Regions from separate parts of the Homo sapiens genome. Here all the other regions are linked to region 3. Evidence: chromatin contacts called from ENCODE Hi-C or POLR2A ChIA-PET data. All regions are on one chromosome and are shown on one strand. The core of a region is the stretch at or near the end of the contact, and the rest is flanking DNA. Distances in the headings are between cores, read along the strand shown.

What was found. Hi-C counts contacts between places; a loop is a spot of excess contacts on that map. ChIA-PET counts read pairs that join two places held with the same protein, here RNA polymerase II (POLR2A). Pooled maps may share reads with other maps.
Region 1: a pooled map shows a loop between it and region 3 (6-fold over the local background). The contact joins the promoter of UBR1 here to the promoter of PDIA3 in region 3. A Hi-C loop is called at or near these places in 2 of 37 single-sample maps with no recorded cell type and 7 of 50 pooled maps. POLR2A ChIA-PET finds 5 or more read pairs at or near these places in 3 of 52 experiments (AG04450, B cell and activated CD4-positive, alpha-beta T cell).
Region 2: a map of naive thymus-derived CD4-positive, alpha-beta T cell shows a loop between it and region 3 (32-fold over the local background). The contact joins the promoter of GOLM2 here to the promoter of PDIA3 in region 3. A Hi-C loop is called at or near these places in 1 of 168 maps with a recorded cell type or tissue (naive thymus-derived CD4-positive, alpha-beta T cell), 2 of 37 single-sample maps with no recorded cell type and 11 of 50 pooled maps. POLR2A ChIA-PET finds 5 or more read pairs at or near these places in 2 of 52 experiments (WTC11 and activated B cell).
Region 4: a loop to region 3 is called in a map of naive thymus-derived CD4-positive, alpha-beta T cell, with 18 times the contacts of the local background. The contact joins the promoter of CTDSPL2 here to the promoter of PDIA3 in region 3. A Hi-C loop is called at or near these places in 1 of 168 maps with a recorded cell type or tissue (naive thymus-derived CD4-positive, alpha-beta T cell), 1 of 37 single-sample maps with no recorded cell type and 11 of 50 pooled maps. POLR2A ChIA-PET finds 5 or more read pairs at or near these places in 4 of 52 experiments (PC-9, Panc1, T-cell and 1 more).

What each region holds. Positions count from the first base shown.
Region 1 is chr15:43,104,116-43,107,484 of GRCh38, forward strand. It overlaps UBR1 (ubiquitin protein ligase E3 component n-recognin 1), which reads right to left and starts at 1,923. Exons shown (of 47, transcript NM_174916.3): 1 at 1,827-1,923. The coding sequence starts at 1,907. RefSeq lists an enhancer at 1,742-2,021.
Region 2 is chr15:44,287,056-44,290,619 of GRCh38, forward strand. GOLM2 (golgi membrane protein 2) reads left to right here and starts at 1,664. Exons shown (of 10, transcript NM_138423.4): 1 at 1,664-2,301. The coding sequence starts at 1,975. RefSeq lists enhancers at 723-1,629, 1,011-1,080, 1,476-1,770 and a silencer at 1,581-1,940.
Region 3 is chr15:43,744,280-43,747,735 of GRCh38, forward strand. It overlaps PDIA3 (protein disulfide isomerase family A member 3), which reads left to right and starts at 2,159. Exons shown (of 13, transcript NM_005313.5): 1 at 2,159-2,427. The coding sequence starts at 2,261. It also overlaps the pseudogene CATSPER2P1. RefSeq lists a silencer at 1,875-2,174 and enhancers at 2,675-2,724, 2,735-2,784.
Region 4 is chr15:44,425,890-44,429,362 of GRCh38, forward strand. CTDSPL2 (CTD small phosphatase like 2) reads left to right here and starts at 1,740. Exons shown (of 13, transcript NM_016396.3): 1 at 1,740-1,883. LOC124903479 (a long non-coding RNA gene) reads left to right here. Exons shown (of 3, transcript XR_007064605.1): 2 at 1-84; 3 at 405-428. RefSeq lists enhancers at 642-1,249, 904-1,133, 1,250-1,857, 1,414-1,793, 1,858-2,464.

The DNA.
Region 1 (3,369 bases), core at 673-3,172, 640 kb before region 3:
ATTACACAATCTACCTACTACTTTGCAAAACCCAAAGCCCTGCCCAACAAAATCTAATAATATTTCCTGAGGTAAAGAGTTGCCACATAAATTCTAGCTCAATTCCTGTATCATTATCTCCAATTCCAAATTAGTGACGTCCAGAATGATGGGGTTTTATTGTATTATCTGGAAAAAATTAATGTATCAAAGCTTTAAATAAATATTAGTCTTCAGATACAAAACTATAACAATTCTTCTGACCACAGCAGTTTCCCCACTCCTTCTAACAAGCAAAACTCACAAACTACCATTAAAATGTTTCAGTTGCTTTTAAATTTGTCCTACCTCCTCATTCCTTATCATCTCAAATAAGATGCTTCCTCCTTCAGGAACAGTAGTGAAGTGAATTTGAACTGCTATTTGGGGTGGAGGAAAACGGCAAGCACTGACATAGTCAGTGGCCAAATCCTTTTTCCAACTCCCTCCCTACCTTGTTCCTACCTCCTAGACAGTCTCTTCAGTCCCTGGAGTTGACTCATGCCGTAGCTCCCTCTGTAGTTCCCTCTGTTCTCGCATAAAACAATGTTCAATTGTATGCAGGGTTAAAAAAAAAAACAAAAAACCTTCAAGAATGCTTTTAATCTGTAATCCCAGCACTTTGGGATGCCGAGGCAGGTGGATCACCTGAGGTCAGGAGTTCGAGATCAGCCTGGCCAACATGGTGAAACCCCGTCTCTAATAAAAATAAAAATAAAAAAAATTAGGCAAGCATGGTGGCAGGCACCTGTAATCCCAGCTACTCAAGAGGCTGAGGCAGGAGAATTCCTGAACTCGGGAATTTGCAGTTCAATTCCTGAACTCGGAAGGTTGCAGTGAGCCGAGATTACACCACTGCACTTCAGCCTGGGCAACAAGAGCAAAACTCTGCCTCAAAAAATAAATAAAATAAAATAATGTTTTTATTAAACTACAAGCCAAAGAAACTTCAGAAAAAATGTGTATATCCCAAATCTCTAAATGCTGCTATTTAGAAAGACAAACTAATAAAACATCATGCGGTGACAGATATTTGAATATTTTCTACATATCTCCACACTAGATGCCCTGGGCATCCAGAACATTCCCTAACATTGCCCCCTACTCTTATCTTCCTCGGCAGCTTTCTCCCTGTAGCTAGTGACTCAAATTTGTTCACTATCTGTGCCTTCCCATTCTTTCAAAATGCAAGAGCAAAGTATAGATTCCGACATCAATTAATGGTATTGCTCTGGCTTGAAATGTTTGGGAGTCCTTTCTTCACCTTTAAAAAGTAGCGACAGATGATGGGTTTCTCCACTGAGGGTTAGGCCTGGGGTTCCCAAGATGCTATACGCAAGGACAATTACTACACCTCACATCTAGACATGACTTGACAGTAGCAGCACTACCTACCAATATCAGGTCCCGGCCAGCAGGCTATGCAATAAAATACCAGGTGCTGCGTTCCCATCATCAAGAGTAAAGGGTTAGTACTGCTTCTATACGAAAATGGCTCTTGCTCCAACCCCGCCTCGGCCCCCACATCAAACCGTCTAATAACATCACTGGTTCTTTCTACTTCAGAATAGAGACATGCACACTTGAGATCATCAAGAATAATACATAACAAAGTCATTATATTCCGTAGACTTGGCTGGCAGAAATGTGGGTTGCGACTAACTTTTTATTCGGTGGCTTCCTTCCAGATCAATCCAGATAACTCCCCCTCCCCAGAGCCGCCATAAGGGGTGAAGCCCCACATCCTCCTAAGCGCAGTAGGGAGGGACCGGGGGGAGGACAAAAGAGACTTGCCTATAGGGACTTACAGATGCCAGACGCTGAGGGGTCTGGGGTAACTCCGCGCTGATTTCCATCCTCTCAGTACCTCCAGCCTCCTCGTCCGCCATCTTGAGGGAAACTGACGCCTGCAGTTGCCGACCCCCGGCCAGAGGCAAGCGGAAACCTGTGGCCGGTCGGAGAGACAGGGACGACACTTTTACGACGGCCCCTGAAGTCGGGTTTGACGCAGACTCGAGGAGTGGCTTCCGGCCCGCTTCCCGGAAGCAAGCGTCACGACGTGAAGGGACTGGAGATTTTTTTTTTCCCCTCTAATTTATCAGGCGTAGCTCTTGGTAGCTGAATGGTTGTATATCTGGGTTTGGTGCTGGGAACTGTTGCATCTACGAGGTAAAAAAAACAAAGTCAGCGTCCATTATGAAAGGAAGAAAACTTGTCGGGGGCTAAAGCAAGAACCTGTCCTAGCTGGCCGGTTGTTGGCCTGGGGATGTTTTGTATCCCAACCTCCCTGCAGTAGTTCCCCAGAGCCTACAAAATGAAAAAGAAAGTACTCACACATCTTCTATTTTTAGGATTCTACCCCGTGGGCACTTGCACATGTGTACAAAAAAAGCTCGGGATCCAGCTTTATTGGGGGACACGGGGGGAAATAACAAAAAATTGGAAACCTAGTCATTCATCGATAGAGGAAAGACAAGATATACTATGGTACATTCGCATTTTGAAATACTGTGCAGCTCTTGAGCAAGATAAATCTGCGTGAAAAGATCAAGATAAATTGAGAGAAAAAAAAGCCAAGTTGCTGCAAACTATATATTTGCACACATAGGCATTTAAATGTGAAGGAGTAAGTCTGAAAGGGGAAAGGGCAAAGTAGTAACTCTGAGGGCCAGGATTCGGATTGGAGGAAGAAGGTGGTCAAGAGCTACTTTACCTTCATTTGTATTTTAAATTTTTTACAAAACAAATAATTTTAAAGTATATTTTTAACAAAGGGAAGAAAATAAAGCTCCAAACAATGTGAAAAGTAGAGGAGGCTTTCCAAATGCTGTGGTCCACCTTGATTTATAGAACTTTCCTGCCTAAACAATGTTTCTGCTCAAATGAACTACTTCCTGGGTGCTAAAATACTGTTTTTCCAGCCTTTTTTGCCCAACAACCACAATAAATACATTTTACATCTTATCACGGTACACCTATACAAAATTAAATGGGTATATATAGAATATGTATATATATACTGAAACTTAAATTTTCTGAAACAATACTTCCAATATGTCATATTTTCTATTCAATTGCAATATGTTTATGCATTTAAGCCAAAATACTGGTTGTAGTTATTAAAGTGATACTATAACCCACAATAGGTATTGTCCCACATTTTGATAAAAATTGCCCTAAAAGTTACCTTGTCCCTTCCTGTCTCTATGCTTTTACTTCTGTAGTTCTCTTATGCTACCCCACGCTCTTCTCTTTTTCTTCTTTCATTCCTAGATAAATGAAATAGACTAGAACGTTCAGAAATAGGTCGGGGCAGTGGCTCACGCCTGTAATCCCAGCACTTTGGGAGGC
Region 2 (3,564 bases), core at 414-2,913, 540 kb after region 3:
TGGTTGAGCAGAGCAAGGCCAATATGAGTTGAGGAAAGCAGAGATGGAAAGGCTCTTTATAGTTAATGATTTCTCATTTTTGCTTTGCTTCCTTTTGCCAAAGTCGGCTTGTCATCTGAGAGTGGAGAGGATTTGTTAGATCTTATGAAGCCAGAGCTCACTTCTGATGTGAACCAAGTATTAATAATTTTGGTGGTGGTTTTCTGTACTGCATCTGAGAGAGTAATCATTGTTCTTTGAAGATGCAATAATTCTACGCTACTACGGGACTTAGGGAAATAATTTTTGAGGATAGGAAGCACAGAATAATTAAGATGACAAGTCTTCCTGCCTCAAAATCATATCACTCTGATTCGAATAAAAAATACCAAGGTTTTTCCTTCTTGAGGTTTTATACTCATGGAAGTTCTTCAACCTGAGGTCTGAAAAATAAGGCAACCCCATCCTCTCCTTAAACAGGTTAGAGCCAGTACCTTTTTATTTCTCTATGCACGGACAAAATAATTATGCAAAAAAAAAAAAGAGGCAGGTTTTGTTTTTTTTTTTGCACTACTGAAATTCACACTTAACATATAAACAATCTGCTATATGCAGACAGCACTGGTGTTTAGAGTTCAATGATCTGGATTCAAGCCTATTTAAAACCAGATAAGAGAAAGTTCCCAAACATCTATGTGTCTTGGATTCTTCATCTGTAAAATTGCGTTGTTGAGAAGATAATATGAGACTAGGCGCGCAAAACAATTTGTTAGAGCTATTATTTCTAACCCGGAATGTGTTCGCTGGCAGTAACAGTGCATTAGTTACGATTCATCGAGGGCAGCTTCTGGACTTTCTGTTTGGAAGCCCAGCTGAGGCAAAAGCAGCAGTGCGTTTAAAAATTGGAGCTCGCCACATTCTGAAATTCTTTCGGTTCGTGAAAGCAGTAACCTAGGAAACGAGACTGGCACCACCCCTTTCAGTCCTAAAGCTTGGTTTCTCCCGCTTTTCTCCATTATGTTTAGGGCATCGCTATTTTACAGTCTTTTTGTTTTTTCTTTCCACATCATTAGCACAAAAGAGAAATTCCCCTTCTACAGAAGCAAGTACAAAACCTTTCTAGTCGCTCCTTTTTGGCAGCAGCTCACCTACTATTTTTTTCTATTCCGCGGTCGCAGCCCCAGACGTCCTCAAAGACAAATATTTTCGCGAGGGCCAGTGTAGGGCAGGAACTCCCTAGGCCTTGAATCAAGGGAATCCAGTAGATAACAACAGAAAGGACTCCGACCCAGGTACCTGAGACATCTGAGACCGCCAAAATTAACACAACACCCTACGCGACAGAGAAAACTCTGGGCGGGGAGAGAGAAAGAGAGCGAGCGAGCGAGAGAGAGAGAGAGCGAGAGAGAGAGAGAGAGAGAGAGAGAGAGAGAGAGAGAGAGAGAGAAAGAGAGCGAGCGAGAGAGAGCGAGAGAGCGAGAGAGCGAGAGAGCGAGAGAGCGAGAGAGAGAGAGAGAGAGAGAGAGAGAGAGAGAGAGAGAGAGAGAGAGAGAGAGAGACGAGAGGAAGCAACGTTCTCGCGACAAGAGGGGTGTCGACGGAAACTCGGAAATGGTCCCCTAGACGACCCGGCCCCAGCTAGTGGGTGGGGCCAGGGTACATCCGCCCCTTTCCGGTTTTTTTCCCCGCCTCCCAACCGTGAGGTGTTGGGTTTGGGGGACGCTGGCAGCTGGGTTCTCCCGGTTCCCTTGGGCAGGTGCAGGGTCGGGTTCAAAGCCTCCGGAACGCGTTTTGGCCTGATTTGAGGAGGGGGGCGGGGAGGGACCTGCGGCTTGCGGCCCCGCCCCCTTCTCCGGCTCGCAGCCGACCGGTAAGCCCGCCTCCTCCCTCGGCCGGCCCTGGGGCCGTGTCCGCCGGGCAACTCCAGCCGAGGCCTGGGCTTCTGCCTGCAGGTGTCTGCGGCGAGGCCCCTAGGGTACAGCCCGATTTGGCCCCATGGTGGGTTTCGGGGCCAACCGGCGGGCTGGCCGCCTGCCCTCTCTCGTGCTGGTGGTGCTGCTGGTGGTGATCGTCGTCCTCGCCTTCAACTACTGGAGCATCTCCTCCCGCCACGTCCTGCTTCAGGAGGAGGTGGCCGAGCTGCAGGGCCAGGTCCAGCGCACCGAAGTGGCCCGCGGGCGGCTGGAAAAGCGCAATTCGGACCTCTTGCTGTTGGTGGACACGCACAAGAAACAGATCGACCAGAAGGAGGCCGACTACGGCCGCCTCAGCAGCCGGCTGCAGGCCAGAGAGGGCCTCGGGAAGAGATGCGAGGATGACAAGGTAAGGACGACCCTTTTCTCTTCAAACCCCATGGTTTCTTTTCTCCCCGGGGTCTGGGGCGGGATGTTAATCCGCTAGCTGTTGTCTTATGCCTTCCAGTATTTCAGTCCTGAAGGCTCCTTTCACCCCCAACAACCCTGTTTCTGTCAGACTTTTCCCAGTTTATCAGTGCCACGTTCTCTGGTCCCTGCCAGAAAAAAATGACTGTAAATTCTGGTTCTCAAGAGTGGACTGTGTGCAGATGCTGCCTATTCTCTAAGCTCAGCTGGTGAGTTGGCAGTAGTAATCATCTGGCCTGTGTGGCCCCCTTACCTTCAAAGACACACAAATCTGGCGACTGCCAGGTTTGGTGTGGTTATTGTCTCATTTTTATTCCGTGCACACTGATCAATATTAATTTCGTTATTTAAAGAACGAAGCCGCCTCTGACTCCTCTACTTATGGTAGTCATCATATATTTTTTAAGCTGTGTGACTTTTAAAATCTCTATAGGGTGATGTATTGAATAACTAAATAATCAGCTATGACTGCCTTTTTGTGATCAAAATGTTATGATAGATGGGCCCTCGAGCTATATGTGAGACACACTTGTGTCTTGGACATAGTTGATCCATCATTATCTACTCAATTTGAATTGTTAATGAAATCAGCCAAAAGATTAGAATCTGAAAATAAATTTTAAGCAGTGGAATGTCATGTCAGTGTCTTCATTGAAAGAAAATAGAATGAAATTTTGTATAGCTAAGTTGCTATTAGGGTTGGTGTTTTATGCAGATGGAAAACTATACAAAGTTTTAAATATAAAAAGTTTAAAATTGAACTGTAATCATACTTGCTACTAAATAATCCTTGTTTTCATTAGCTCATTGGTAACTATATTAATAGTTTATGACTTAGCAACTTCTGTAGGTATAGTAGAGTTATGAAAATTTCTGGGCAGGATAGTAGATGCCTTTCTATACACTTCTTTGGTAATCTTCACATTTTTGTGTGTAAATGCCCATTATAATTACAAGTTTTACTTTGCATATCAAAATCACTTAAGGGTAAGTCATTATGAATTAAACTGTCTGTGAGCTTCTAACTTTCCTGTTGACAGCCTCTACCTGGCTTTCTTATTTCATGAAGATTAAGGCCCTCAGCTAAGTGCTTCCCTATAACCCCCTCCTCTTCACCATAACATAGACATGCTATGATAGGGTCAAGGAATCAGTACATTTATATGTGCGCTGCATGCTTAACTCTAAAGACTGAAAAACTCTC
Region 3 (3,456 bases), core at 909-3,408:
ATAAGAGCAATAACATAAGCAGTGAGAATGAGACAATGGAGTTTGGGAAGCAAAAAATAAGTCATTAGGCAGATGATCAACAGCCAGGATAAAAATGAGTGACATGAAAGGATACACTCAAGGACCCATCCGGCCCACAAAGAAAGAGGTGGCCTCTGACTGCAGCGCACATGAAGCCTGCTCAACAGCCTCTGGGCATGTGAAATCTGTTCTATACGTTGAGGCTTTATAGAGACGCCCACTAGCTGGTGTTGATCTCCCAACATAAGTTTCTTCTGGCGGGAAGGATCTACAACAAAAATTGAAAAGGGGTAGTGGATAAATACAAACAAAATAGACCAGGTAGGGTTGGGGGCAGGGATACTGTTCAGATAATGGGTCCCCCTAATGGCTTACTGCTGGTCCTTCTCTTCTCACAGCAACTAAGAATTCTGTTTGGAGTGAGAGCAAATGTATTGCTTATGACCAACACTGTCCATGCCCACAAAAGCAGCAGGTTCACTCTCAAAGTTTTAAGAGTCTTTGACAGAAACTGTTCCGTATCATCCACGGCTAGTGGCTATCCTAGGCCTAAAAGTGAAAGACGTGGATTCTATCTCCTTAGTTTTATTTACAAGCCCTTGATTTATCAAGTTTGGTAAACCAGCAACTAAACCGGCCTCCCCAGAATTTTCCACTCTTAAATGTAGAGGATGTGGATAGGAGTCTTAAATTTAAATTAGTGAAGAAATAGGCTGCTGACCAAGTAACTCCTGATAGTGTGTCGCAGCACAGCTTGGCTCAAGCCTTGCAAATGCTCGATGAGAGAGAAAGTATCGATGAGACGTGAACGAATGGCATCAGCTCGGGGAAGCTGCATCTGCCCTTCTTGTTGGTAAGCGGCCATGTCTGCTAAGAAAATGTAAGCATCAAGTGTCATTTCATTCTTGGAGCTGCACCAAGGATTACAGGTTTTCTGTCCCCTCCTCCCCACCCTCTTTGCCCTTAAGATTCCTTAATGTACCCACATCTACGAACTAGGAGCAGTTGGGCAGAACAAACATTCTACTAAGACTCAGGGTTTTTTGAAACAAAAGGGGCTAAGAGTGGTAAAGACATTGAGCAGTCGACCAAGTGGCCAGGCATCTTCACTTTGTGACGGCACTACCAATTAAAAGCTCATTAAAAAAAAAAAAAAAAAAAAAAAAAGTCCGGGCGTGGTGGCTCACGCCTGTAATTCCAGCACTTTGGAATGCCGAGGCGAGCGGATCACGAGGTCAGGAGATAGAGACCATCCTGGCTAACACGGTGAAACCCGGTCTCTACTAAAAATACAAAAAATTAGCCGGGCGTGGTGGCGGGCGCCTGTAGGCCCAGCTACTCGGGAAGCTGAGGCAGGAGAATGGCGTGAACCCGGGAGGCAGAGCTTGCAGTGAGCGGAGATCGCGCCACTGCACTCCAGCGTGGGGGACAGAGCAAGACGGCATCTCAGACAAAACAAAACAAAACAAAACAAGAAACTCAATAAAAAAGGAGCAGCCACAAGGGCAGGGGCCCGGGGCTGGACAAAGAAGAACCTGGGTCCCACCTGGGCCTGAGAGAATCGGGCAATGAGGTGGAGTTGGGGGAGGGCTTGGCCTGCCCACGCAAGAGAAACCAAGTGAAGAGAAATTGGACAAAATGCCAAAGCCTGACATTTTGAAAATGGGTCCCGTCCCAAGTGTGTCCACTCCAACACTCCTTCGGGGGCTAGCTCCTTCTCTCCTCCATTCTCGCTTCTGGGCCTCACCTCAGCCCAGGTTCTCTTCGCCCACTCAGTCCTGACTTCACGCTTCCACCTCCAGCTCAGGCGCCCCCTGAGCCCGGCTACCCCTACGCAGGACGAGCTCAGGGCCGGCTCCCAGCCTCACTGCGCCCCATTTCCCGCCCCGCCCGACCCCCAGGTTTCGGCTCACCCCGGGACCCGGCCCTAGCCCCTGCCCCCAGCCCAGGACCGGGCCCAGCCACGCTCGCCCAGACACTCGCCGCCTCGGCCCCGCCCCGCGCTCCGGCCACTCGGCGGTAACGAGTTGGTCCCGCCCGCCCGACGAAGGCGACGCGCAGCCAATCAGCGGCTGCCACACAGCGGCCCAAGCCGGGTTTGGGGGTTGGGACCTCCGGCTGCAGGTCCGCCTGGGCCAGACGCGCGAGCGCAAGCAGCGGGTTAGTGGTCGCGCGCCCGACCTCCGCAGTCCCAGCCGAGCCGCGACCCTTCCGGCCGTCCCCACCCCACCTCGCCGCCATGCGCCTCCGCCGCCTAGCGCTGTTCCCGGGTGTGGCGCTGCTTCTTGCCGCGGCCCGCCTCGCCGCTGCCTCCGACGTGCTAGAACTCACGGACGACAACTTCGAGAGTCGCATCTCCGACACGGGCTCTGCGGGCCTCATGCTCGTCGAGTTCTTCGCCCCCTGGTGAGTCCATTCTGCCGAGGCGGGGGAAGAAAGGCGGGGCTGGGCCGGGGGCGAGAGCGCGGGGAACTGTTGGGCCTACGCAGCGCCGGGGCCCTTCATTCCTGTGGGCCCCTGCTGCGGCGGGCACATTTCTCATTCCCGGGAGCTGGAGGCGCCTCGCCGAGAGCGGGGGAGTCGGTGCTGATCGGCCCAAGGAAAACCCGAAGGCTGCGCTCACGCAGGGCCTCATCCTTATCTCGGTGCTCTTGTGGCACTTCCTATTTGCAGAGGGTTTTGCCACCCCTTCCCCCAGTCCAATATGTAGCTATATCTTTTCTGCGTGAGTCAGTATTAATGCTCCTCCAGTCTACAGACTAGGCATCCCAAAGCCTTGTAGTGGAAGCGGACGTTTCACCAAATGCAGAAGTCCTGGATCCCTAGGGTATTTCCTTTCATCTTACCTCACGCCGCACAGCCATTGGTTTCTAGCCAAGGTCACTGAGTGGCTGCAGAATGGTCGTAAGTGCTTTCTTGAGGCAGGTAATTTGTCCGTCACATGGTGTACAGTTTCTCCCTTCAGCTGATCACTTACATCTCAGTACCGGCAGATACCTCTGTCCAAACGAAAGGAGTACGTGAACAAGAATAATTCCATCAGAATCTGTCCATATTGTCTGTTTTAAATAGCATTTCTTTAAAATGTCAAAAAAGACTCCAATGAGAAAATAACCAATATTGATTACATACTCCACTTTAGGGTGACTTAAGTGATCAAGGGTGTAAATTCCTTAGATAGAACTAACTCGAAATAAAAAACTGTTGGGGAGAAGGAAGAGCAAATAAGATTTCTGGCCCAGTCAACTTGAGTGTTTGTTTTTTTTTTTTATTTGTGTGTGTGTGTGTTTTTAAACCTCCAGATCATTACCAGAGTAAACAGTGATTCCTTTATCCTGGGGATAGCTCTCTATATATAATTCAATATATATAATTACAGTACTTAATTTTTCCCCTCCTGGCACAGTGACCCTTGGTTTAATACTATCCGTGTTC
Region 4 (3,473 bases), core at 490-2,989, 680 kb after region 3:
CTCTGACAGAAGAATCTGTAGTATACAAGGTTTTCAGAAGACAACCCACCTGCTCCATACTTCGAAATAATGAGATTCACAACGGTATGTTATTTCTGCTTACTTCTCAGCCTCTCTTGCCATCTTCCCCCTGCCCTCCCATCCTCTTTTCTTAGCGCACAGAACTACTTCTCCAATGGCTCAACACAGTCTCATCTTTGGACTTTTCCGTCTGTTGTTTCCTTTACCCAGACACTCTTCCCCTGCAACACACACTCCTCCTTTTTGTCTCAGATGTTATCTTACGAAACCTTCCCAGACCCCCTCGCCGGCACTCTCATGTGTTTTACAACGCCTATCATGCCATCCTTGTATTCGCTTTATCAGTTTTTAAATTCTGTTTACTTGGGTGTCTTCTTCAATAGATTATGATCTTTGGCCGGGCGCGGTGGCTCACGCCTGTAATACCAGCACTTTGGGAGGCCGAAGCGGGCGGATCACGAGGTCAGGAGTACGAGACCAGCCTGACCAACGTGGTGAAACCCCGTCTCTACTAAAAATACAAAAATTAGCCGGTCGTGGTGGCGCGCGCCTGTAATCCCAGCTTCTCGGGGGGCTGAGGCAGAAGAATCGCTTGAACCCGGGAGGTGGAGGTTTGAGCCGAGATCGCGCCACTGCACTCCATCCTGGGCGACAGAGTGAAGACTCCGTCTCGAAAAAAAAAAAAAATCATTACCTTTGGGGAAGGCAGTATCCGTGTCTGCCTGGCTCACTGTTTTACCCGTCGCACCTAGTTATTTTTTCAATAAATATTTCTTGATTGAATAAGGAGAGTGGCTTGGAGTTTCAGTGAAAAATGTTCTTCCAAACACTAGGCTTGGTTTTCCGATACCCCACTAGAACTGGATTCTCTGGACTGATACATTTTCACTCTGTGGAGCTGACCGTCCTTTGACCTAGGGTCGCAGGTGGGAGCCCACTGGCCTGAAAGATCCGAGTTTTCAACCTGCAGAATCACCGCCAACATAGGGTTGAGTCGAAGGGCATGAATATTTATGATCCAAAAGCGACTGCTACGCCCTCTAGGCAATGAGCTGGAAAGGGAACCTTCAAGGGCCACCGAAATCCCAGGAAAGGCGCCAGATTCGCTTTCTCCCGGCCTCAGGCAGCTCTCCCTACGAACTACCTCCTCCAGCGCGCCAAGCCGTTAGTCCCGCCTTATCCCCTCAGCTCCACCTACCCAGCGCGCCCACAGTTACTAAACCCTAGCCGCCAGGGTGCACTACGCGTTCCTAAGCCCCGCCTCCGGGGCAAGGGCGCGCTCCCCCTCCCAGCTCTGCCCAAGCAGTTCCGTTAGGAGCGGGAGGAAAAACCGTCCTTCGGGTCCCCGCCTCTCCACTCCTAACGCTTTACTCCCTACTCCCCCTGCGACCACTACACAGCCGGCTACGGAGGCCCCTAATGTACAAATATCCCCCAGGCCCTTGCTCATCCTGATAGGTTTTGTCCTTTCTTAATCGACCCAGTACTAAGGCCTTGTGTTCAGTTTTTCTCCAGGATTCAGACTAGAGAGTTTCTTCCGGCGTAAGGAACTTCAACGCTCTTCACGGAAGTAAAAGTGTTTTTTTGGTTGTTGTTGCCGTTGTGGCTGCCCGCATTCCTTCCCTCCCACCTCGCGGAATTGTGGCGGGAGGGGGAGGAGGAAGTCAGGGCGCCTGCGCGGAGAGGCCGCTTTCCATCCGGGTCCCTGTCCGTGCGGTGCAGCAGGTCGGTAGGCGGGAAATGGCGACTGGCTGAAGGAGCTGGTTCTGTTGCTGCTGCGGGGTAAGCGGGAAAGACACCACACATTGCGCAGTCGGGACCATCGCCGGAGCCTGAGGACACTTCTCTGTCGTCACAGTTAGGTAATCCCCTTCGTCCAGACGCCGCCGCTGCTTCCAATCTCAGTCCTCCTCCTCTTCCAGGGCCGTCTGCCGGGATCTCCTCCCCTTCTAAACCTGGTCCTCCAGCGGCTCTGGCGCCTTGGTAGGCATGCACTCTTTGGCGCCTCGTACGTCCACTGTGCGGAGCCGCTCCTGTCTGGACTTTCCCCTGGGAACAGAAAGGGAGCTCACTTCCCGCCAGCTTCACCTCTTAGGTTGCGGCCTGCGTTGTGATTTCTGGGGTTAGATTTCACTTTGCTACCCACCCCCACTCCGATCTCAAGTTCCTAGTCCCCAACCTCTGGGTAATTAAGTTAGAAGTTTAGCTTTTTTTAACCTTTTTGGCCCACCTCATGTTTTCAGCATTTCATTCTTTGGAGTAGGGTGCTTTTAGGGGGGCGTTGCTCTTATCTCAGTTCTTATAAACACCTTTTCAGAATCTGGAAGAAGGGATTTGACTAAGTTCTGTTTATCTTTTGTACTGTTAAAATCTCGAGTTGACATTGTTACTTTTTCAAATCGGGAGTGGTAGTAAAGAACAGTCCATGTGGAAGGCGTCTGGTTTCCACAGTGGTCAGTTAAAGAGTGAACCTTATTATCCTTAATATTCTCTGCTTTCTTTGGATTTTAAATGTCTGTATGGGTGTTTACTTTTGCATTCTTGACCAGAGTTCTGTGGTAAATAATTGCATAAGTAAATCTTGTTTATTTACTTCTCACCCTAGTGGTGGCTGGATGTGTGAATGATGTTAAACACTTCAGCGTACCTTAGGGAAACCTAAAGAGATCTAAGAGCTCGTAAACTTACCTGAGATCCTGAAATGAAACGTACTCAGTAGATGTTCCTCCGAGGCAGGGATTTATCTTCCTAATGCTGGTAACGCAGTACCAAGATGAATTTCTTCAGTGGGTATACAAATTAGTGACTTGAAATGATGGATTTATCTGTGTAATTTTCAAATTGTAGATTGCTTTGTCTCCCCATTCTTCGCCCAGTTTTAAATTTTCGTTCCTGGTCCATTTTTTATTCTTAGAAAAGGGAAATGGCGTGTTAAAGCTAGTTTTACTATATTTCTTTACTTTTTCTTTCCTTTTTTTTAAATTACATTGCAGACCAATTGTTCATAAAGAGAAGTAATAAGGAGGCTGTTGGTGTTTTCGGAATTTATTAATCATGTTGAATTTGGGATCTTTGTAGGTTTTTTTGTTTTCACTAATCAAATTAAAATTTTAAAAACTGTTCACATTGAATATCAGTTGATATTTATAACTCAGGTTTTCAGTTCTGGATAGGTCCAGTTTAGAGAATTTCACTATTGTTTGCACGATGTTATGGTTAATTTTCAATAATAAACAGGAACACACAAACATTATTATAATCCTCATTTGGTAGACTTTGCCCAAGGTCATAAAGAAAGTCAAGGCAAAAGGTAGCTCTTATGTGAAGGAGTTTTTTAGGATTAAGTTGAGCTTCATACTTTCCTAAGGCGAATAGAATAGTGGAGGTACAGGCACGTTAACTACTTGCCGAGTCAGTTTATTTAAAAAATGGAGCCAAATATGCAACTTAAA